Linked DNA regions of Homo sapiens: region 1 is linked to region 2. The links are chromatin loops, found by intact Hi-C in ENCODE. Cell type or tissue: MCF 10A. All regions are shown on one strand. Each heading gives the region's core, and the rest is flanking DNA. Links, peaks and the distances in the headings are about the cores only.

Region 1 (11,000 bases), core at 1,992-9,991, 110 kb before region 2:
GGAACTTTAGGAAAGACTTAGAAGATTTATCAGTGACTCCCAATGTATGGACTTCATTTGGATTCTAGTTTTTTTTAATGTAACAAATTGAACACCGACTATATATTTGATAATATTAACAATTTATTGTTCATCCTCTTGGGTGTGATAAGAGTCCTTATCTTTGAAAGATATGTACTGAACCATTTGTTGATCATGACATCTTGAATTTGCTTCAAATCCTAGAGAGGGGAGGGGGAGTGGTTGGCAGTATGGCTGGGGCAGGATTGTCCAGATGGATGTTGAGGCTGGGTGATGGCTGCGCATGCTGCTCTACCTTTGTGTATGTCTGAAAAGTCTCCTTAATAACTTATTTTTAACATGTCCAAAATAAGTTTTTAGAAACTTCTGTTGGAGCCTGGCTACCCGTTTTCTCCTCCGCCCTTCTTGTGGATAAGCATTGGTTCAATATTGGTGATTCCGCCCCAGAGACAGCTTCCCCTGTCTGTGACCTGCCTTGGACTGTTCCTTCCCCTATCAGAGCCCTGCTTGTAGCCAGTAAAAAATGGGCTTTGTTGTCCTTCCACTGGTTAAGTATTCTAGAGACGGTGGCTTTTTTGACATTCCTTCTTAAAGTACTGGATGGTAGGAAATGTTAGACAGTGCTCTTTCAGAAGATCACTAATGTCATGGCATGTTTACACTTAAGGTGTGCAGAGAATGGACCCTGGACTCTCCTCTGGAGAGAGGCTTTAGGGAACCATCATTGACTAGACTGGGGAATTTGCTGGTAGAACAGAAAGACAGGTACAGAAGCCCCGTGATAGGGGTGGGGTCTCTTTATCCTCTCCAGTCTGTAAGGTAGCTTTTCTCCACTATTCAGTCTCCTTCTTAGAGACCGTTTTTTAAGAAAAGGGTAAGAGAACCAAGAAAATGAATCTTTGTAATATAAAATATGGTTAAGGTTATGGAAGAGTTAAAAATAAGAATTGAAGTAAAATTTTAAAATTAGATAATAAAATAAATGGCTTATTTAAGAATAGGTAAAGAAAAAGTTAAAAATGAGAAGGTCCAAAGTAATGAGGGCTATGTGGAAAAAAATGAGAAGAGAAATGATTTATAAAAGACGGAAACTAGATTTATAATCCCAGAAAAAATAGAGTTTTTAAAATGATAAGAGTGAAAATAGAGAATAAAAAACAAGTGAGCCTAGTGCCCAAGCTTGGTTTTTTGTTTTTGTTTTTTTGAGACAGGGTCTCACTTTATCACCCAGGCGGGAGTGCAGTGGCATGATCTCAGTTCACCGCAGCCTTGGCCCTCTGGGCTTAAGCGATCCTTCAGCCTCAGCCCCCAAGTAGCTGGGACTGCAGGCACATGCTACCATGCCCAGCTAATTTTTTTGTATTTTTTTGTAGAGATGGTGTCTCACCACGTTGCCTAGGCTGGCCTTGAATTCCTGAGCTCAAGCGATCCACCCACCTTTGCCTCCCAAAGTGCTAGGAGTACAGGTGTGTGCCACTGCACCTGGCCAATATCTTGTTTTTTTAATACCATTCTCCACTAAAAGGAACCAGGCCTCCTTGAGAAATGGCTGATTCTAGCACTGGTGCAGGAAATATACAAGATGAGCCTGGAGCATCTTCAAATGCCAGAAAGCAAGAAAGTGCTCCAAAACAAAAGCCAAGGATACAATGATGGGGGTATGGCAAAGGGACACAGAGTCAGTGGAAAGAACTCCAGTGGCTGAAACTGATAAATAGCAGGCAAATAAAGTAGTACTGGATTATAACCCAGTGTATAAAACAAATATCCATGTTCATAGTGATGCAAATGAATGATTTAATAAATATGTGGGAGAGGGGAGACAAATCTCTTCTGCAGCATAACTCCAAATAATTTATGTAGCTACTCAGCCTGGAGCATAACTCTTTACTCCTTAATTGTGGGCTGTGCGTGGCGAATTTCTTCCAAAGTACGGAAAGGGTGGGGGAGAATGACTTTACAGTGGAGAACCTGACAAACACTATCTTAAGCCAGGTGATCAAGGTCAGCATCAACAATGATGTTGACACTATGTGCCTTTAATATCGTATGATGAGAATGGCAGTTTAGCTGCGGTCTTCCTCCAAAAAACTTACAACCCCCGTTATGAGAACATGAGACAAATCCTAATTGAGGGGCATTCTACAAAAACCTGACCCCAGTACTCCTCAGAAATGTCATGGTCATCAAAAACAAGGAAAATTTGAGAAAGTATCCCACCTAAGAGGAGCCTCAGGGGACACGATGACTAAATATGGTGTGGGATCCTGGTTAGGATCCTGGATCCAGAAAAATGATATTAGGGAAAAACTGAGGAAATCTAAGCAAAGTATGAACTTGGTTAATAATATTTCAGTATTGGTTTATTAATTGTGGCAAATGTACCATACTAAGATATTAGTAATAGAGAAGCTGGGTGTGGGGGTATATGGGAACTCTCTATACTGTCTTTGCAATAATTCTGTAAATCTGAAGCTATCTAAAAAGTTTATTATAAAAGCTAATGAAATTTTAAATGAAAAGCTCAAAGCCTGCCTATGAGACATTTAAAATATTAGAAATTGGGAAGTAAAATTAATATAAAGCAAGATTCAATATTAAGAAAACTCTAAAATGTAAGGTAACTAAATTTAAGTAATAGAGGGGGAAAATGCTTTTGTTCTGAAGGTCCCTAAGGAAGTTTCTGAGAAAAGGCTGACTTCTCAGGGAAATAAGCTTCATCCATGGGCTTCTTGCTTTATGATAGAGAAACTGGGGGCTTTCTTGGTCCTTCACTGAGCTTCATTCTTAGCCCTTTTCCCCTTTCTCCTCCTCTTCACCCCCACCTCCAACCTGCACCAGTCCTTTTCAATAGAAACGTCCTAGGTCCTAAACACACAGCTGACCTAAAAATGTAGTGTTCTTGCAGCAAATCCTTAATGAGCACCACCTGTGTGACTAGCATTATGCCAGCTACTGCCAGAGGATGAAAAGCAGCCTAACTTTGGGGACAAATCAAAGAGTCTATGAAGTAATTCTCTGCCATTGTTCTTTTATGCTATATTCGAGACTGCCAATAAAATTAATGAAATGAGGCAATGTCTTATTTTTAGGCGCAAATATCCTGCGAGATTCAACAGGCAACGTCAAACTAGGAGATTTTGGGGCCAGCAAACGGCTTCAGACCATCTGTCTCTCAGGGACAGGAATGAAGTCTGTCACGGGCACACCATACTGGATGAGCCCTGAAGTCATCAGTGGAGAAGGCTATGGAAGAAAAGCAGACATCTGGTAGGTTTTGATACGAAGTTTGCTTGAAAACCACCTGCCGCCTATGTATTTCCACCTGGGATTGAATTACTGAGGCAGATGTAAATAATCTTTTGTACTTCCAAAATAGGACGTAAGAATTGCGAAGATTAACACTATATTAATTGTGCCTTATTGAGGCTTATAATTGACTAAATAGTTAGAATCCTTGAACCTGTCCTCCATTCTTTAGGAAGGATTTTGTCGTGAGCAAACCTCAGCATTAAAAAGCTTTTTGCTATTACAGAAGTAAATAAATAGTTACTTTGTTTGTCTAAAGACCTTTAAAAGTACTTCATCTTTGTTGTCAGTGTCTTATAATTCATTTAATCTTTAATTCTTTTATAATTTTAAGTTAGAACATGAAATGGCCATTTTCTACTTCCCACCCAGAAAAGACTTTAATAGACATTCATTTTAGGCACCTGAAGGCAATTGATTTCTAATGCTTATATTCTTTGTAAGATAAAGACAAAAATTATTTTTAAAATCAGGTTAGAAATTATATAAAACAAAAATAATAAGATGAATAATGTTCTTTGCCCAACCGTTTGAATTAAGTGATAGTCATTAAATTTATTTTAATTGATTTTTATGTTTAAATTAGTTTTACGAAATTAGAACTTTTTAATGAAACTTTGAACTTGAAATTAAGTCATATTTAAATATATATGGACTTAATGCCTGTTTCTCATTTTCTAGCTAACTAGCTTTCTTTCATGTTGTTGTTTGTGTAATGTATTTCTTTTTGTTTCTTTTCAGGAGTGTTGCATGTACTGTGGTAGAAATGCTAACTGAAAAGCCGCCTTGGGCTGAATTTGAAGCAATGGCTGCCATCTTTAAAATCGCCACTCAGCCAACAAACCCAAAGCTGCCACCTCATGTCTCAGACTATACTCGAGATTTCCTCAAACGGATTTTTGTAGAGGCCAAACTGAGACCTTCAGCTGATGAACTCTTAAGGCACATGTTTGTGCATTATCACTAGCAGCCAGTAACCTCTCCTGTGCCTCTACCTAGCTCCCATCTATTCATTCACCTTCTCTCTGACTGCACTTTTCTTTTTTATAAAAAAAGAGAGATGGGGGAGAAAAAAGACAAGAGGGAAAGTATTTCTCTTGATTCTTGGTTAAATTTGTTTAATAATAATAATATCCTAAATTTTTTATATTTAATCTTTTTTTCCCTTACAAGAACTTGAAGTTTTTTTTTTTAATTTTTATAATGTACTGATGTGGTTCAGAGAGATAAAGCACTTTAGTACATAGTCACTCTTTTTAGTACAAACAAATCATTTGGAATACCTAAAGATTGTAGAGTCATTCCCTCTATCACTGACACATCAGTGACGATGGGAAGACATGGAAAACAAGGAGAAGAAAATGATGTATAATTTGTAGTTTTTAGTGATAGTATTTAAAATATATCCTCATTTGTGGGGTTGAGCCCTAAACTTTAGTTTAGGGTAGGTACTCAACTTAAAGAATATAGGTTTCTTCTTATATCTGTATTCTTTAGATCCTAACCTCTGTCTACCAACCTTTTTGCTCAGTAGGAGTCTTGATAGAAGATATGAATCTCTGAGAGGTATGTTTATTTGTTAATCCTAACCAGTATAATAAGCAAATACACTATAATAGATCCACGTTACTGGAATCTGTAAACCTTGAGGGATAGCTTTCTGCTTAAAAACACACACACACACACACACACACACACGGAAAACCTTTATTTTAAAGTCAAGTTGTGAGCAAATAGAAATAAAAGACAAAAGGACATCACTCTTATCAAATGTGTGAGCAGTAGAAGAGACCACATTTACAGTCAATAGAAATAATGAAAAAAAATTAGGTGTTTAGTGTATTTTAAACAGTTTTGTTTTGTTTTACTTGAGGGGGACGTCCCAAAATTAAAGGAATGGAGAAATAATCAAAATCATGTATACCATCTTCTATTTCCAGCTCCTGATTCCCCATAGGTAACATCCCTTAGGAGCGAAGAGTTCAATTAGTAATGTTTATGTGTTATGTCAGGAGATGAAACCCTTGTTCTTAGGATCACAGAATACTAAAGCACCTCAAAAAAACAGGTATCATGTGAAACAGTGGTTGCCAAAAGTGGAGCGAGGATGATTTCACTAGGCATTTGGCAATTCTTAGAGACATTTCCGGTTGTCACAATTGGAGGGATACTAGTAACATGAATTGGGTAGAGGCCAGGGATGTTGCTAAATAGATTATAATACACAAGGAAAGCAGCCTCAAAGAATTACCCCTCCCAAAATGTCAGAAGTGCTGAGGCTGAGAAACCCTGATGTAAAGATCAGTCCCAGTTATAAACTGAAAACAGCTATTTACAAAGCAGTAAATGCAAGAAAGAAAAGGAAGTCGCAAAGAGAAAGTGATGTAATGCAAATTGAGGATTTTACAAGATCAGATACTGCTGCTTTAAGTCAAGGGTGAATAATCTCAACAAACAGCAAATAGCAATCACTTTACCAGCTGCATATTGCACCCACATAGGTAACTCTTCATTTTAGGAACAAACTGAATTTGAACACTGAGCCTTTTGAACTCAGCCATCTCTATATATTCTTTCCTTAAAATTCATGATTTTGGGCAAAAAAAAAAAAAAAAGCATATCAAAACAAAATTTTAACTACTAATGGGAAGGTTAAAAAGCTGCCACGTATTTCTAGTACAATGTATCCAATAAGAGCAAGGACATTGTTAAATGGAACAAGACAGCTGGGAAAGGCCCCACTATCTCTAATAGAATTGTGCTACTATAAAACATGAAGATATCAGCAATTTGGCCACTTGCAGTTTTTTTCAGCATGTTAAAGCAAGTGCTAAGTACTTTATTAGTACTTTATTTAGTACTTTATTTTAAAGGTCTAGAAAACAACAGTCTTCCTGGAGGCCCCAGAATCCCTTTCATGGGATTCATAAGGGACTCAGGTATTCTTATTTTCTGCCAAAAGGTGTGCTTATTTAGGGACTCTTTTACGATACTTTGTTTCTGAAGTTAGGTAGATCTTGGTTTACTGTGCCAAGGTCCTACCTAGCATTCCCTGTAGGAATATTTGAAATTCCACTAGCTAGTCTAAGAAGTCAAAGCACAAAATTAATTGTCAACGCTTCTCTCATATTCTTAAAATTGAAGCAGTTTGCAGGGAAGAACAAGAATGAGGTGTCCCTGCCTTGGTAAAGCAACTGCCAAATTTTGTTCTAGAAAGAATCCCCAAGTGTGTGGATCTATTATAATTTCTTTATCTTTTATGAATGAGGGCATCTTTTCTACTTGAGCAAGATCATGGTCCTTGACCAGTGGGCTTTTCCTTCATATCTGTCTTGTGTAGTTGTGCTTTTCCTTTGGCTCGTTTTTGGTCTGTCAGGGTAACCAGCAGTGCACAATATGAGACAAATGCTCTTTAGAGAGAAATCTGGTGAGACTGTAGAACCCAGAGCAAAACTGTTTTTTTTTCAGTCTCTGTTTTCTTTTCTAAATGCTATAGAAAATAAAGGCACCTGAAAAGAAACTACTACTTTAACACTGCTGTGGAAGGCCTTTGCTTTATAAGAAAAATATTATTAGCTATGGGAAAGTAATGTTCTTTATGTAAAGACTTAAAAATAGACTAATAGTTTACAGAGTTATTATATAAAATACGATGTGAATTTATTTCAAACAAGTTGTGAAGGTACCAAAAACCACAATAAAAGTTAATATATATAAAAACTACTAGAACAAAAAAGCTTGAAGGTGTGGGGGTGGAGGGTATGGAAGACCAAAAGTAAATTTAAAAAAGAAATTTTTGAAAGGAAACAGCTTTATCAGGGGAAGTTAAATATAACACTCCGTTTTTTTCTTCTTTCTAATAATGATATGGATCAACAAATGCAATTTGAACTTTTTAAGATAACTCTAAATGTGTTTTGTTTCTTAAATGCACAATTGATTCTTCTATACTGTAATGCTTCTTTGCTGACGCTGGAAAATGGTCAGACTGCTGACTTTGTGCCTTTAAAATGCATTCTGCTTTGACAGTGGCAGACTTTTTGGTGCTGGAGAAGATTCACTAGCAGTCTTATATGTGCTTTTCAGGAAATATCTTTCTACTTAAGGCCTTGAGAGATTCAAAGTGGCATGACTTAGGCTTGGACCAAATATAAGATCTTTTACATTGCAAACAAAATGTTGTATTGAATAAAAGGGTTAAAAAAATCATAATGACTAGTGGAAATTTTGATGGGTTGTTAATTATTTAAAATGTATTTGAAAGTATACAGACTGAAAATTTCAGTATGAATATCTTGAAAATTTTCAGCACTTTTCCTTGTTTACAAAACATCTTTCTAACTTAAAAAAATGACTATTGCCTTAGAAAGTTTTAAAAGGCACAGTTACCCTTACATAACATATATAAGGAATTAAAATATTAATGCATTTGCTGAACTGTAAAAGAAAATTTTAAACCTTGATTTCAGAGTGAATTGGATTGGCTTTCACTTGAGAGAGTCTTTACCTTATTCCCAAAGAAACTGCATTAAAAAGATGAAACTATTTCTTTAGACTAAGTCTCTGCTACTCCAGCTCATATATATGTCAGATCTGCTCTGTAGTATTTCTGACATGGAGTTGTTATAAGATATGTGAAATCACTTAGAAAATAAAATCAGATGTGAATAGTTTAGCAGGATGACCAAGCCAGATGCAGACTCCTTGGCCTATGGCAAAGTTCTGTGCCAGTGATTTTATTTGGAGTCTGGGAACTGATAGCTTGATATAAAATCACCTGGTGTCAATTAAATATACAAATCTATCTTTTTTAATAGAATGAATCTTCTTTGTTTGTTCAATAATTGTAACTTATTATGTCAGGTACTAAATTAACATCCTTAAGGAGGTCACAATCTAGGAGGAACATGGGCAAACAGTTACTTATTTTATGGCATACGCTAACTCTGAAAGTTCAGCAATGATGTTTTAAAATGTTATTTTTTATTAAGGGAAAAGCAATTTTAGGTAATCATTGGCTGTTATAAACGGAAATGTCACTGACAACAGGGATTAGAGTAAAAGTATCTCCAAACTAGAGGGATCCCCTCCCCAACCAGGTCACATAGCATCTCTCTCAGGACCCCCTCTTACTGCAAAACCCAGCCTCTACTCAACAGTTCTGGTGATGGGGAGCATTTATTCCATAACAGTGTTTTTTTGTTCTTTTTTTTTTTTTTCCCCAGTGTCTCTTTTAAAGAAAACATACTTTATTTTGGTCTAAATTGTGAAAATACCCAAAACATTTGATAGAAATTGAACTCTGTCAACAGTGTTATTTATACTAAGATCAGGACAGTTCCTTGAGATCATACTGTTTTATTACTAAGTTTGGCCTTTGTTTTACAAATGTAATGTTCATATTTATTTGAATTTTAAGATTGGTTAAATGTTAATGAAAAGCAATCCAATTGTTAATTTTTAGTAGTGCCTTTTCTCTGTATGCCTTAATTTTATTTTATATTAATAATTCAAGTTACCCACCAAAATGAAGATTTTTTCCAAAATCAGTAGGCTTCACAAGTTCATTTGGCCTTAGACTGTGTATTGGTCCTTAAATGTTTCTTAATGCCTGCCTCCTCCTACCCTTTTCTACCTCCTTTTTAAAAAAATAAATAAATAAATAAATAAATGTTAGGAGAGAAACATTAGGATTTGTCTGTGATAGACATGCTGCAGCTTCCACTAGACATGAATTCCCAACACAAGCATAGAAAGAGGTATTCTCGTTCTAAAGAGACATGTAAATGTTTTCTGGGTTGAATATTTGATTTTCAATCACATTGGCACTGTCCAAGTTCTTGGCATATTATAGTTCAGTTATGATTTTCATGGTAGAGTTACAATACTTGTTTTTGCCCTAAAGAAGTCATTCACATGGTTTACAAATGTTAAGGCAATGAGATAGGACAGTGAGTAGGAAATCCAGGGATAGCAGATTCTAGTCCTTAATTCTCAGCTAACATTTTGGGTAATACTCACAGAAAAGTTACTTTTCTGTGAAGTGTGTGCATGTGTGCATGTATGTGTGCGTTTGCATGCATGTGTGTGTGTGTGTGTGTGTGGTTAGAGTTGGAGGCAGGGATGGGAAGGAAGAAGGGGAAAGGTATGAGTGTTCAATTAGGTCAGTTTCTGGTTTTGGAAGAACAACTCAAATGTATGACCTACTGATGACATACAGTGAGTGTAGTCATCCTTGGGTAGGAACACCAGTACATTTTCCAGAAGTAGCTAGTACAAATGATTGTATAATAATATTGATTGTAAATTGCCATACTCTTGGTTGCTAAAGGTAGATTAAAATTCAATTTGTGTATATGTAAAATAATCTTATATATAATTCTTAAATAGAAAGTAATTGATTTTACATAGTTCTTCCTGAACTTTTTGGAACTGAAATTCTGCCAAACATTATCAAAATAAGCTTCCTTAGCTTACCAAGTATTCACAAGGAAATTCTCTTGTACCTCTTTTTGGTTGGCTAGGGGAAGCATGCTGTGAAGCAGCTATTCCTACTTATAGTTGTCTTTGGCTTGGCTTTGACTTCTGCCATGGTTTGGACAGGATGCCATGGTAGGTGTGGGAAGTATCAGGGCCTCCCATCTTCCCATACTCACCTTCCAGAGCTGTTGATGGAAATGAGCTCTTGGGGGAGCCTAGAGATTCTTTTTTCAGTGGTCCTGTAAGCATTCAAGGTTGAGCTTCAGAAAGATGAGGGAGGAGTCATAGCTACAGTAAAGAAAAGAATAGATTTTATCTGTTGCCTGTATACAGTCTCATAGAATTCTTATTTTTCATAATTGTGCATTTTAATTGATAGTCATATGGTATTTTTGTTAATAACAGCAAAGGCATTAAATCAGTACCATTGTTCCTTCTGCCTGATGACTTCTTGTTTGTAACACAATCTGTATTATCAGAATCACTTTAAACCAAAGCTTTTATATTCCCTGTACACATAGCCAAAATAATTAGCACTGTTACTTCTGTCCACTTGTAAGCTAATAGTATAAAAATTATAAAGCAGATACTAGTAGAATTTGTATTCTGGTATATCCTTCAAGGAAAAGGACAGGTGATCAGTGCATTTAGACATCCAGAAGTTACTTCCACTATTGAGGAACTATGTAGACATGAATTTAAGCTTGTACATGTGCCAATCTTGTTAATGTCACTTGACCACTGATTCACATAGACAGACATTAACGTCTGATGCCTCAGGTTGATGGCGAACTTTCTTCCTAGTGTCTTAACATTTATGAACTTATGTTTGACTTGAGGGGCATTTCAGCAAAGCTGTGAGGAAAAGTAGGTTCTGGACTGATGTCTGCTTTGTGCCATAGACATTTTGGAACATAAGGAAGTATCTGCTTCTACTATATGTACAGGACTTGTCCCCAAATAATTTCTGAATCCCTTAATGCAGTTGAGAATCCCTTAATGCAGTTGAGAACAGTAAAGTTCATGACCATACCGAAAAGCACTTTTAAGTTCACTTCTTTTTAAATATTTTTTTAGAATTTATTTTTTAAAAGCATATGTAACTAGTGATGATTTTAGCATTAGCTTTACTTGGAGGGGAGAAGAAACAAAATTACACCTTAAACTCTATTAGATAGACTACAAAATGG
Region 2 (11,000 bases), core at 1,728-9,727:
TCTTTATGGCTGAAATTTTTTCTAGAGGTTCCTTGAATTCTTTCCCAGAATGTCAGTGTAAGTAAGATGATTTGAAACTCACTTGATTCTTCTAGGGAGGGTGAACAGTGGCTCAAGATGAGAAGCGTATTGAGACAAAGAATTCTGAAACCGAAAGATGTGGCCATTTATTCTGGAGAAGTCAACCAAGTTATTGCTGACTTAATTAAAAGAATCTACCTCCTCAGGAGCCAGGCAGAAGATGGAGAAACCGTGACCAATGTCAATGATCTTTTCTTCAAATATTCAATGGAAGGTGAGGTGGAATCAGCAGGTGGGAAGGAGGGAAGAATGGATACTTGCCCCAAACCTGCAGATGTCATCTTGGATCATTCCCTGGGTCCCAGGCAGTGTGCTAAGTCTGGGACATACATGCATGTCACCTCCACGGTGCTAACGTGAACCTGGTGTGAACCACCGTTGACCAATGAGGAAACTGAGACTTTTTTTTTTTTTTTCTGAGATGAAGTCTTGCTCTGTCACCCAGGCTGGAGTGCTATGATGTGGTCTTGGCTCGCTGCAACCTCTGCCTCCCAGGTTCAAGCGATTCTCCTGCCTCAGCCTCCCGAGTAGCTGGGATTACAGGCACCTGCCACCACTCCCGGCTAATTTTTTGTATTTTTAGTAGAGACAGTGTTTCACCATGTTGGCAAGGCTGGTCTCGAACTCCTGACCTCGTGATTCGCCCGCCTTGGCCTCCCAAAGTGCTGGGATTACAGGCATGAGCCACTGCACCTGGCTGAAACTGGACTTAAAAAAGAACTTGCCCAATGCCACACCCCCATCCCTCTTTTTAGAGGCAGAAAGTTAGTTTCAAATTCAGGTCTTTTAAACTCAAGAAGCCATGTTCCTAATTACTAATTTACATGTTCAAAAAAAAAAAACATTTTGTTTGAGCATAATTTTTAAAAAGGAGTGAAGTTGAGAGGGCATCTACTTCAAACTCATTCTAGCTTTTAGTCATATTGAATGAGTGGTACATTCCTGTTCAAATAGCAATACCAAAAAGGCTTCAGTGAAGGTCTCCCTCTTTCCTGAATGCAGCAAAGGTCACTAGTCTCTCATGTATATGTCAAGAGATGTTTTATGCACATACAGAAAAACGCATGTGAATATTCTTTTTATTTTTAAACAATAAAGGGTAGTACACCAAACATACTGTTCTGCACCGTGCTTTCTCTTTACTTAAGAATGCATCTTGGGGCTGGGTGCGGTGGCTCACGCCTGTAATCCCAGCACTTTGGGAGGCCGAGGCGGGTGGATCACCTGAGGTCAGGAGTTTGAGACCAGTCTGGCCAACATGGTGAAACCCTGTCTCTACTAAAAATACAACAATTAACTGGGCCATGGTGGCGGGCACCTGTAATCCCAGAGACTTGGGAGGCTGAGGCAGGAGAATCGCTTGAACTAGAGAGGCGGAGGTTGCAGTGAGCCAAGACCACACAATTGTACTCCAGCATGGGTGACAAGAGTGAAACTCCATCTCAAAAAAAAAAAAAGCATGTTGGTCTAACATGGTGATGTTTGTGTAAAAAAAAAAAAATAGAATGCATCTTGGAGGACTTTCTATCAGCTTTCTCATCTTTTTTAAAAAAAGCTTACCTTCAACTTTCACTCAAGTTAGCTTTGCAGAGTTCTGATGTTAATTTTCTCTAAAATTAGTAACAAAATCATCCCAGAAGTGATTGGTAAATACAGTTCACAGCTCTGCCCGACACGGATTCATCCAGGCCACTTCTGCTGCGCCTTTAGCTCTCCAGGCCTGGGCTCTGCGTTTTGGCCAGGAGGAGTCACTTTTCAATTCCTCAAGTTGGGCAAGTGGCTGGAAGGCGATCCCCAGTGGCCAGGTGGGGCAGGGAGAGGCCATGTGAGGTTTGCCGACTCCTTCCTGAGAGGAGGGTGTTGGGGGAGAGCAGTGACACGCTCGGTGATTGTCCCCTCCCCAGGGCTCATCATTTCAGACCTGTGCTCCAGATCTGTCCCAGGGTCCTCCTCTGCAGCCTTAGCCAAGCTACTTAAACTCTCAGAGTCTTCGAATTTCCTCCAGAGAGTGGGCTTCTTCATCTGTGCCTCCCAGGGCTGTGGGGCTCCTTAGGTGAAGCAGCAACAGCACCACCTGTCAGCCCTAAATGCCAGCACCCTGCAGTTCAGGATGCAGAGAAATCCTCAGAGGGACGATGCCTCATTCATGAAAGGCACCTGGACCACGTTTGAAAGTTGCATTTATGGCCCAACATTGCCTGTTGGTATGGTAAATAATCTAGAAGAGGGTTTTCAAATTCTCTTTCCTGTCTAGGAGTGGCCACCATCCTTTATGAGAGTCGTTTGGGCTGCCTGGAAAACAGCATCCCACAGCTGACTGTGGAATACATCGAGGCCCTGGAGCTCATGTTTAGCATGTTCAAGACCTCCATGTATGCAGGCGCCATCCCCAGATGGCTTCGCCCCTTCATCCCAAAGCCCTGGCGGGAATTCTGCAGGTCCTGGGATGGACTCTTCAAATTCAGTAAGAGAAGAATTGAGAGCACCTTTTGCAGAAGCAGGTTGACCTGCCGTGTTGTGTGTCTAACTCTCATCCAGACAATGGGTGACCATAGCAGAGGATGCCTAGATGTAGTCACGTGTTAGTTTTTGGACCCATAACTTTTGGATTTTTTTTTTTTTTGAGACGGAGTCTGGCTCTGTCGCCCATGCTGGAGTGCAGTGGTGTGATCTCAGCTCACTGCAACCTCTGCCTCCTAGGTTCAAGTGATTATCATGCCTCAGCCTCCTGAGTAGCTGCGATTACAGGCACCTGCCACCATGCCTGGCTAATTATTTTGTATTTTTAGTAGAGATGGGGTTTCACCATGTTGGCCAGGCTGGTCTTGAATTCCTGACCTCAGGTGATCACCCACCTTGACCTCCTAAAGTGCTGGGATTACAAGTGTGAGCCACCACGCCTGGCCATGGATTTGTTTTTCAAAGAAGCAAAAAGCATGTGGGTTGTGACTACAGGTAACATGATCAGTTTTTTCATTTTAAAATAATTTTTATTTTCACTAGCATGCTAGCAGGGACAGGTACAAGTAAATGTCCATGCAAGATGATGTCTTTACTCCAAATAAATTGGTCAGTGCTTAAAATGTAGAGTTTCAGGTCCACGCACATTCATTTGAATGTGACAATTTTTGTTCAAATCCAAGGTGAGATTACAAAGAGATTTGTTTTCTTATGTGACTAAAATTTTTACTATAAAAGCATTGCCAAAAATAAAGAAATTATTTTCAAAATGCTTAGAACAATGTTCTAGAGCAATGCTAACACTGAATAAAGTGTTTCATGGTGTCTTTTCAAGATCAATATTTAGGCTGGGTGCAGTGGCTCACGCCTGTAATCCCAGCACTTTGGGAGGCCGAGGTGGGAGGATCACCTGAGGTCAGTAGTTAAAGACCAGCCTGGCCAACATGGCGAAACTGCGTCTCTACTAAAAATACAAAAATTAGCTGGGCGTGGTGGCGCGTGCCTGTAATTCCAGCTACTTGGGAGGCTGAGGCAGGAGAATGGCTTGAACCCGGGAGGCGGAGGTTGCAGTGAGCCGAGATCCTGCCACTGCACTCCAGCCTGGGCCACAGAGCGAGCCTCTGTCTTAAGGAAACAACAACAACCACAACATTTATTTGAATATAGAAGTCCTGAAGTCTGTGCTGTATGGTAACATCCCAGATAATAATGTGTGGCCTTTTCCCCTCCACTCATTTTCTCTTCTGAAAGTGTGGTAGAAAAAAATAAAAGAGTTTGCATTTTGTTACTCATATTATATAAATAATTTATTTGGCTATTGGATTAGTAAAGCAAACATCTGCAAATATCCTACAGCTTATTTTTAAAAAGGAAGATACGTTTAGCTTGTCTTTTAACTTTTCATTCATTTACATAAGCAAGTGTATGAGTGAAACTCCCAGGTTGACGTTAGATAAATTGGGTTTCCTTACCCTCTGTCACCTGCCACTGGTTTAGTTAAGCTACTGGGAGGACAGAGGGCTTTGAGACTGAAAAGATGATTCTCAACCCAAACTCCTTTCAAAAGAAATACTGTTTTCAAACAGGCCAAATTCATGTTGACAACAAGTTGAGGGACATACAGTACCAAATGGACCGAGGCCGGAGGGTGAGCGGGGGACTTCTCACATACCTCTTCCTTAGCCAGGCTCTGACGCTGCAGGAGATCTACGCCAACGTGACTGAGATGCTGCTGGCCGGCGTCGACACGGTGAGTCTGGGGGTCCTGTTCTCAGCAAGCAACACACGATAACCCCTTCCTCATCACCTCATGGACGTTGTCTACTTTTTTGGAGCGGGAGGATGGAGTTTTACTCTATTGCCCAGGCTGGAGTGCAATGGCATGGTCTCGGCTCACTGCAACCTCTGCCTCTCAGGTTCAAGTGATTCTCTTGCCTCAGCCTCCAGAGTAGCTGGGATTACAGGCGCCCGCCACCACTTCCAGCTAATGTTTTGTACTTTTAGTAGCAACGGGGGTTTCACCATGTTGGCCAGGCTGGTCTCGAACTCCCGGCCTCAGGTGATCCACCCGCCTTGGCCTCCCAAAGTGCTGGGATTACAGGCATGAGCCACTGCGACTGGCCGTTGTCTACTTTTAAGGCAGATTTGTTTAGCACACTGTTCATGTTTGTACTAGGCCTGCTGCACTGCTGGGGGGCTCCAGGAGGAGAAAACTCTGTGTATGCAGTCACGCCTCACTTAATGATGCAGATTTGTTCTGAGAAATGCGTTGTTGGGTGGTCCTGTCATTGCGTGAACATCTTAGAGTGTATTTACACAAACCTAGATGGTAGCCTACCACATACCTAGGCTGCACGGTAGAGCCTATTACTCCTAGGCTACACAACTGTACGGAATGTTACTGTACTGAATACTGTGGGCAGCTGGAACACAGTGGTAAGTATGTGTGTATCTAACATACTTAAACATTGGCAAGCTACAGTACAAATGTGGCTTTATAATCTTATGGGATCACCATTGTATATTGGGTCCATCATTGACCAAAACATCACTATACGATGCATGATTGTATATTAAATGTAAGGTGCATAATGATTTCTGTGAAAAGCATAACCAAAATTCCATTAGCACACACACAAAATGATAATAAATGTTTAAAGTTTACAAATCATTCCTGATTTGTAAACATTTTGTCATTGTTTCATAATTTCATACATGAAGAGGGTACAGACATTAAAAACCTTATTAGTTATCATTTAAAATATTCCAGGCCATGGAATTTATTTATAAAGCCAAGAATTCATTTCATTCACTCCCCAATTTGTTCTATAAAGCCAACATAACTTCAAAACCAAAACCTGCTAAAGAGAGTGTAAAGAAAGTAAACTAAAGCAGTTTGGTTGATGAGTGCGTGTGTGTGTGTGTGTGTGTGTGTGTGTATCAACAAATTCCCTGTGAATGGAGCCCAGTAGCATGGCAGATCAATGATACACTGGGACCAGGGAGGGTTCATATCAGAATGAGACAGAGCACTGCCCATTAACCTGGGGGGAACCCACAGGCTATCCGATGGGAAAGGAAGAGGCAGACCAGCATGTATACTGTGTCCTGTGAGTAAGATGCAGCGGCACCGCCCCCTCCCGGCTGTGTGCATCTGCACATCTGTCCGTGACTGTGCGAACACAGAGCAGCGCGTGGAGGGAACACACTAGATAGTTAACATGGGTTTTTGGCTGGCTGGGGGTGGCATGGTCCGGGGGGAATAAGGAGCCAAGTTCCTTTCAAAAGCACATGTGTAATATGATACAATTAATAGGATACGTGTGAAAATGATCGCCGTGTAGGTACAGGTGAAAGCAGTTGTAAAATTTGCTAAAAGGAAATGGCAAAACAGGGAGGAGCTAGGCTGATGCTTTCAGTGGGTGGAAGATAATGAAATTTCTGGCTGGAAACTGGGGAAGCTGCGGGCTGGGGTGCTGCTGGTGGTCGGGTGGAAAGAGAGAATTAAGATTGCGTGACGCTTCGCTGTTTCCAAAGCATTGCACGCACACCCTGCCTGTCTCACAGCTTCCTCTAAGGTAGGAGTCATTGACTTCATTAACAGGTGGGGAAACTAAACAACCAAGCCCATCATCTCAAAGCTTTTCCTTTGCACGGGTGCTTCCCGGCCTTGAATAAGGCACGCCCCGCACAGACCTACATCTTAAAGGGGCAAAAAAGCCTCAAGGCTTTATTTTTATTGTAATATCACTTAAGCATGTAAAAGCGAAAAACAAAACAAAACAAAACAAAAACAAACCCACACAGCATAAACTCCTTATTCTTTTGGATTTTGTGCAACAATAAAACAAAAAGTATATGAACTAAATGCAAACTAAATGATGCAATCAATGAGAATTCTAATTAACTACCTGAATGTGATGGTGTGGATTCGCTCAAATTAAGACACCACTTGAAAGGTGAAGAAATCAATGAATGGCTTCGTCGCTGAGCTTGTGCCTCCTGTCCCCTGGTGGTAACTAAGAACATCACAATGAGGTGGCATTCAGAAGGAAGCTGTTCCTTTTAGCATCCTACAATAGAAGCCAGGGAACAAATTCTTACAACTTCATACTGATTTTTAAAAATTAGTATGATTTTATTGCGGTATAACTTATGCATAGTCAACTCCATTTAAACTGCATAATGCGATACAGATTTTTGACAGATGGAATCATTTATGAAACCACTGCCACATTTTTCTAAACATTGATGAGAATGGAATCATATAGCATGCTGTCTTTTCCATCTGGCTTCCTGCACTCAGAAGAATGACTCAGGTTCATTCATGTGGTGGCATAGAACAGTAATTGATTCTTTTTTATTACTAAGTAGTATTCCATTGTATGGATATACCACATTTTTTCCATAAAAATGTGATCTAAATAGAAATTTTCTATTCTCTTGATAGGAAGCATCTAAGTAATCTTTTATAATTTATAAGACCTTGCACATTATATTATATATACAAGAGGGCTGCCCTCTAAAACACGTGATATCTTCTACAAGAAAATGATATCAATATTGCCTGCTTAAATTAGTTTTTTTTTTTTGGTGAAAGAGAAAGGCCTTTATACTGTGGCATTTCCTTGTTTACTAGAGAGTGAAATGTAGTCCCATAGATGATACTATTGATTTTAGCGAAAATCTTGGGACCTACGAGAATAAAACAATTATTTTCAATAAGTAGAAAGGTTTGAGAAGAGGTATAAAAAATGACATGGCTGACCGGGCGTGGTGGCTCACGCCTGTAATCCCAGCACTTTGGGAGACCCGAGGTGGGCAGATCACAAGGTCAGGAGTTCCAGACCATCCTGGCTAACAGTGAAATCCTGTCTCTCCTAAAAATACAAAAAATTAGCCGGGCGTGGTGGTGAGCGCCTGTAGTCCCAGCTACTCGGGAGGCTGAGGCAGGAGAATGGCATGAACCCGGGAGGCAGAGCTTGCAGTGAGCCGAGATCGCGTCACTGCATTCCAGCCTGGGCGACAGAGCGAGACTCCGTCTCAAAAAAAAAAAAAAAGACACTGCTTTGCATAGACGAGTTATTGACTTGCTCTGTGTGGACCTTACTTGATGAAGGCAGGACACGATGGCTAACTAGTGATCTCCTGTGCACTCCAATCTCTAGATTAGGGCAGCCAGAGTGGGCCGGGCCCAGCATCCTGGGGATGCCGGGGGGCAGCCTGAGGCCCTTTCTGGCACACACCGAGCAAGCCCTGCAAAGAAGGTCACACAAAGTCCCAGCAGATCCTCCAGGCTCCACGGCATCCCTGACATATTGCTCTTCAGTGATTAAAAAAAGCTCCAGGATCATTTTTCCTGTGGCTCTTCATGACAGGAGCACATGAATCATAGAGTCAATGTCACTTGCCAAATACGTTCAGTTATTTATTTATTTATTTATTTGCCATGAATTAAGGAAACAGTCTTTCGTTTTTAGTAAGACATTAGGTGCTATATGGAATTGGATGAGTTTGACTTTGTGCTGTGTGTATTCCCAGGGGACTTCCTACCTGCCACCGCCTCTGTTTCAGTCCCTGGTGTTACTCACTGCCTGCCTGTGTCTGCCACTTTCTCTCCTTAGACGTCCTTCACCTTGTCTTGGACTGTGTACCTCCTGGCAAGGCACCCAGAAGTGCAGCAGACGGTGTACCGGGAGATTGTGAAGAATTTAGGGGAAAGGCATGTTCCAACTGCAGCTGATGTCCCCAAGGTCCCGCTGGTCAGAGCTCTCCTTAAGGAAACCCTGAGGTAAAAGGCTCGCCAGAATCCGTCAACAAACTGTGTCCCTTAGGTCCCTGGTTCTCTATCACAACAAGTCCTCCAAATGCCCCCCCGGCTGACCTGTTCAGGATGAGGATGTTCGTGACTGTTATTTTTTCTCTGCTCTTGTCAGAATAGCAGAAAGACCATTCTGTTTTATGGGTCGACATAATCCTTGTTCTCTGTAAAGATCTTTGGGCCAGGCACAGTGGCTCACGCCTGTAATCCCAGCACTTTGGGAGGCCAAGGCAGATTACCTGAGGTCAGGAGTTCAAGAGCAGCCTGGCCAACATGGTGAAACTGCGTCTCTACTAAAAATACAAAAATTAGCAGGGCGTGGTGGTAGGCACCTGTAGTCCCAGCTACTTGGGAGGCTGGGGCAAGAGAATCGCTTGAAGTTAGGTGATGGAGCCAAGATTGCACCAGTGCACTCCAGCCTGGGCAACAGAGCGAGGCTCTGTCTCAAAAAAAAAAAAAAAAGAAAAAAGATCTTTGGAGCAGTCATTGAATATTGTCCCTGCTTTAGCCAATTGGCTTACTGGGGGTTTCCCAAAATGTTCCTGGGTCAATGGCCTTTGACTTTGTTCCTCTGAAGATAACACGAAACAAGATCGATTTGTTAGGAAAATAGTTTGACCTGTTCAGCTGATTTGCAGACCTGGATACAAACCTCATGGTTCTTGAGTGAATGTTCTCATCTGGGTTTAGACGCCACCCAGTGAGGCTCAATTACTCCCAGACAGGGCTTTCCTGACAAACAGAAAAGCCGGAGGGATGTGGGTTGTCCTGGGTTGAGGGGATGGTTTGGGTAGGAGGTGGGATTAGGGACGGATTACATCCCTTCCCCCAAACACGGCATCCTCTGTGAGGAAATGCTGCGACAAAAAGCAAAGCTTGTTTTCTGCAGTATATACTAAAGAATTCTTTCAAAGCTGACTTGATAATGACCGTCAACCTATATAGCATGCTGTTGAACCTCAAAATTAAAAAAAAAGAAGCAGCTGGCTGTGGGGTTTATTGGTATTTGTCAATTAAAGTTTTATTCAGGGTTTTCTGAGATAATCCGATCGCCGAAGTATCTTTTCTCCAAATGCATTTCATGGGGCCTTAAGTCCTATGAACTATTCCTTGATAAAGTGGTCCCGTGGTCACATAAAATATTAGAAACTTGGAATTTCCCTCCTGGGAACACAATGGCATGTGAAAGGCTTGGCTTTGTGTTTTGCAAATGTTTTGCTTTGGGAGTCTTTTCCACATTCCTCAGAATACTCGCTGGTAAAGCAAGCCAACAAAGAAGCAGCAAAGGTCCTTGCAAAATGTTTCAGTTGAAAATGTACCATGTGTTACTTTTTAAGAATTTTTAATGGAAATGGGAATATATCCAGGGTTCTGAACGTTCAATAAAATACTGTGAAAGTCACCACGCCATTCCCGTCCCCGCTGGCTCTTTTCCAGGCTGTTTCCAGTGCTGCCAGGGAACGGCCGGGTCACCCAGGAAGACCTGGTTATTGGCGGGTATCTGATTCCGAAAGGCGTGAGTTTGGGGCCATGGGGGTGGCCAGGCCTTGCGGGTCGGGGTTGAATTGGAATCTGCTTCTACCTTCAGGAAGTCTTTGTCCCTAAGCAGAGATCAATAGGTTTCCTTTTCTTTTGCATGTATTTTAAGATGAAGATGGGGTGTTGGGAGAAAGGAAGGGAATGGTGTGATCTCACTGCTCTGGAAACTTACTGCTCACCAGCAAGGCAGCCCATGCTCCTTGGCCTGCTCCCCAGGCCGTGTGGAAGTGGCCAGTCACCGCTGGGAGTCTCTGAAGGGCTCGACGGTCTTCTCAGTGGCTGCAGTGACATTTGGGGTGCAGTGTGGAGTGGGAAGGGGGGAGCGGCTGCCATCCTGGGTGTGAGTGGACCCGGGCGGCCCCCAGGCGGGAGCACCCCGGGAGACTGTCCGGCTAGGGCTCTGGGCCCTGCCCTGCTCTTGAGTGATTCTGCCCCTTTTCCCTTTTCTGTCATCCCTGATTTCCTCAGACCCAGCTGGCCCTTTGCCACTATGCCACATCGTACCAGGATGAGAACTTCCCTCGGGCCAAGGAGTTCCGGCCTGAGCGCTGGCTGCGGAAAGGAGACTTAGATAGAGTTGACAATTTTGGATCCATCCCCTTTGGTCATGGGGTTCGCAGCTGCATAGGGCGGAGAATTGCAGAACTGGAGATTCACCTCGTCGTGATCCAGGTAGGGCGTGGAGGCCAAACGTTGGCCTTTGGGTTCGGCCTCTTTCTACTGGGCACAACAGGATAAAGACTTCCAGGTTGAAAAGCAAAGACGGTTTTGGAAACTTAAGATCAAGAGCCGTCAGGCACTGTGGCTCACACCTGTGGTCCCAGCTACTCAGGAGGCTGAGGCGGGAGGCTCACTTGAACCCAGGAGTTCAAGGCTGCAGTGAGCCGTGATCACACCACGGCACTCCAGCCTGGGCGACAGAGTGAGACCCTATCCAAAAATAAGAGCTCTGCATGATATCCTTTGAAAATGCCTCCCCATCTCCCGTGCCCACCCTGTCCTCCAACCGCGTGGCTACACTCTGAGAAACCCTGGAGGTCTAAGCGAGGCCCTGTGGGGATTGGGGACCCCGCCTCCACCTCTAGTGGCCGTGTCTGCA

Evidence for each region. Hi-C counts contacts between places; a loop is a spot of excess contacts. Peaks named below come from ENCODE experiments on the same cell type or tissue, not always from the same donor. Only the 100,000 strongest peaks of a DNase experiment are listed, where the experiment ranks them.
Region 1: it touches region 2 in a loop (5-fold over the local background); 13 of 110 quality-filtered maps call a loop at or near these places.

Annotation. Positions count from the first base shown.
Region 1 is chr2:127,300,876-127,311,875 of GRCh38, reverse strand. It overlaps MAP3K2 (mitogen-activated protein kinase kinase kinase 2), which reads left to right. Exons shown (of 17, transcript NM_001371910.2): 16 at 3,114-3,291; 17 at 4,072-11,000. The coding sequence ends at 4,297. Among named protein-coding and RNA genes, the nearest start is that of ERCC3, 12 kb to the right of the region's middle. In MCF 10A, for the core only: no CTCF peak of the experiment used is centred there; a DNase peak (open chromatin) is centred at 5,485.
Region 2 is chr2:127,192,667-127,203,666 of GRCh38, reverse strand. CYP27C1 (cytochrome P450 family 27 subfamily C member 1) reads left to right here. Exons shown (of 9, transcript NM_001367502.1): 3 at 96-295; 4 at 2,336-2,545; 5 at 4,128-4,291; 6 at 8,166-8,332; 7 at 9,800-9,878; 8 at 10,370-10,573. Among named protein-coding and RNA genes, the nearest start is that of CYP27C1, 22 kb to the left of the region's middle. RefSeq lists a silencer at 6,420-6,714. In MCF 10A, for the core only: a CTCF peak has its summit at 5,695 (motif pointing left); a DNase peak (open chromatin) is centred at 5,676.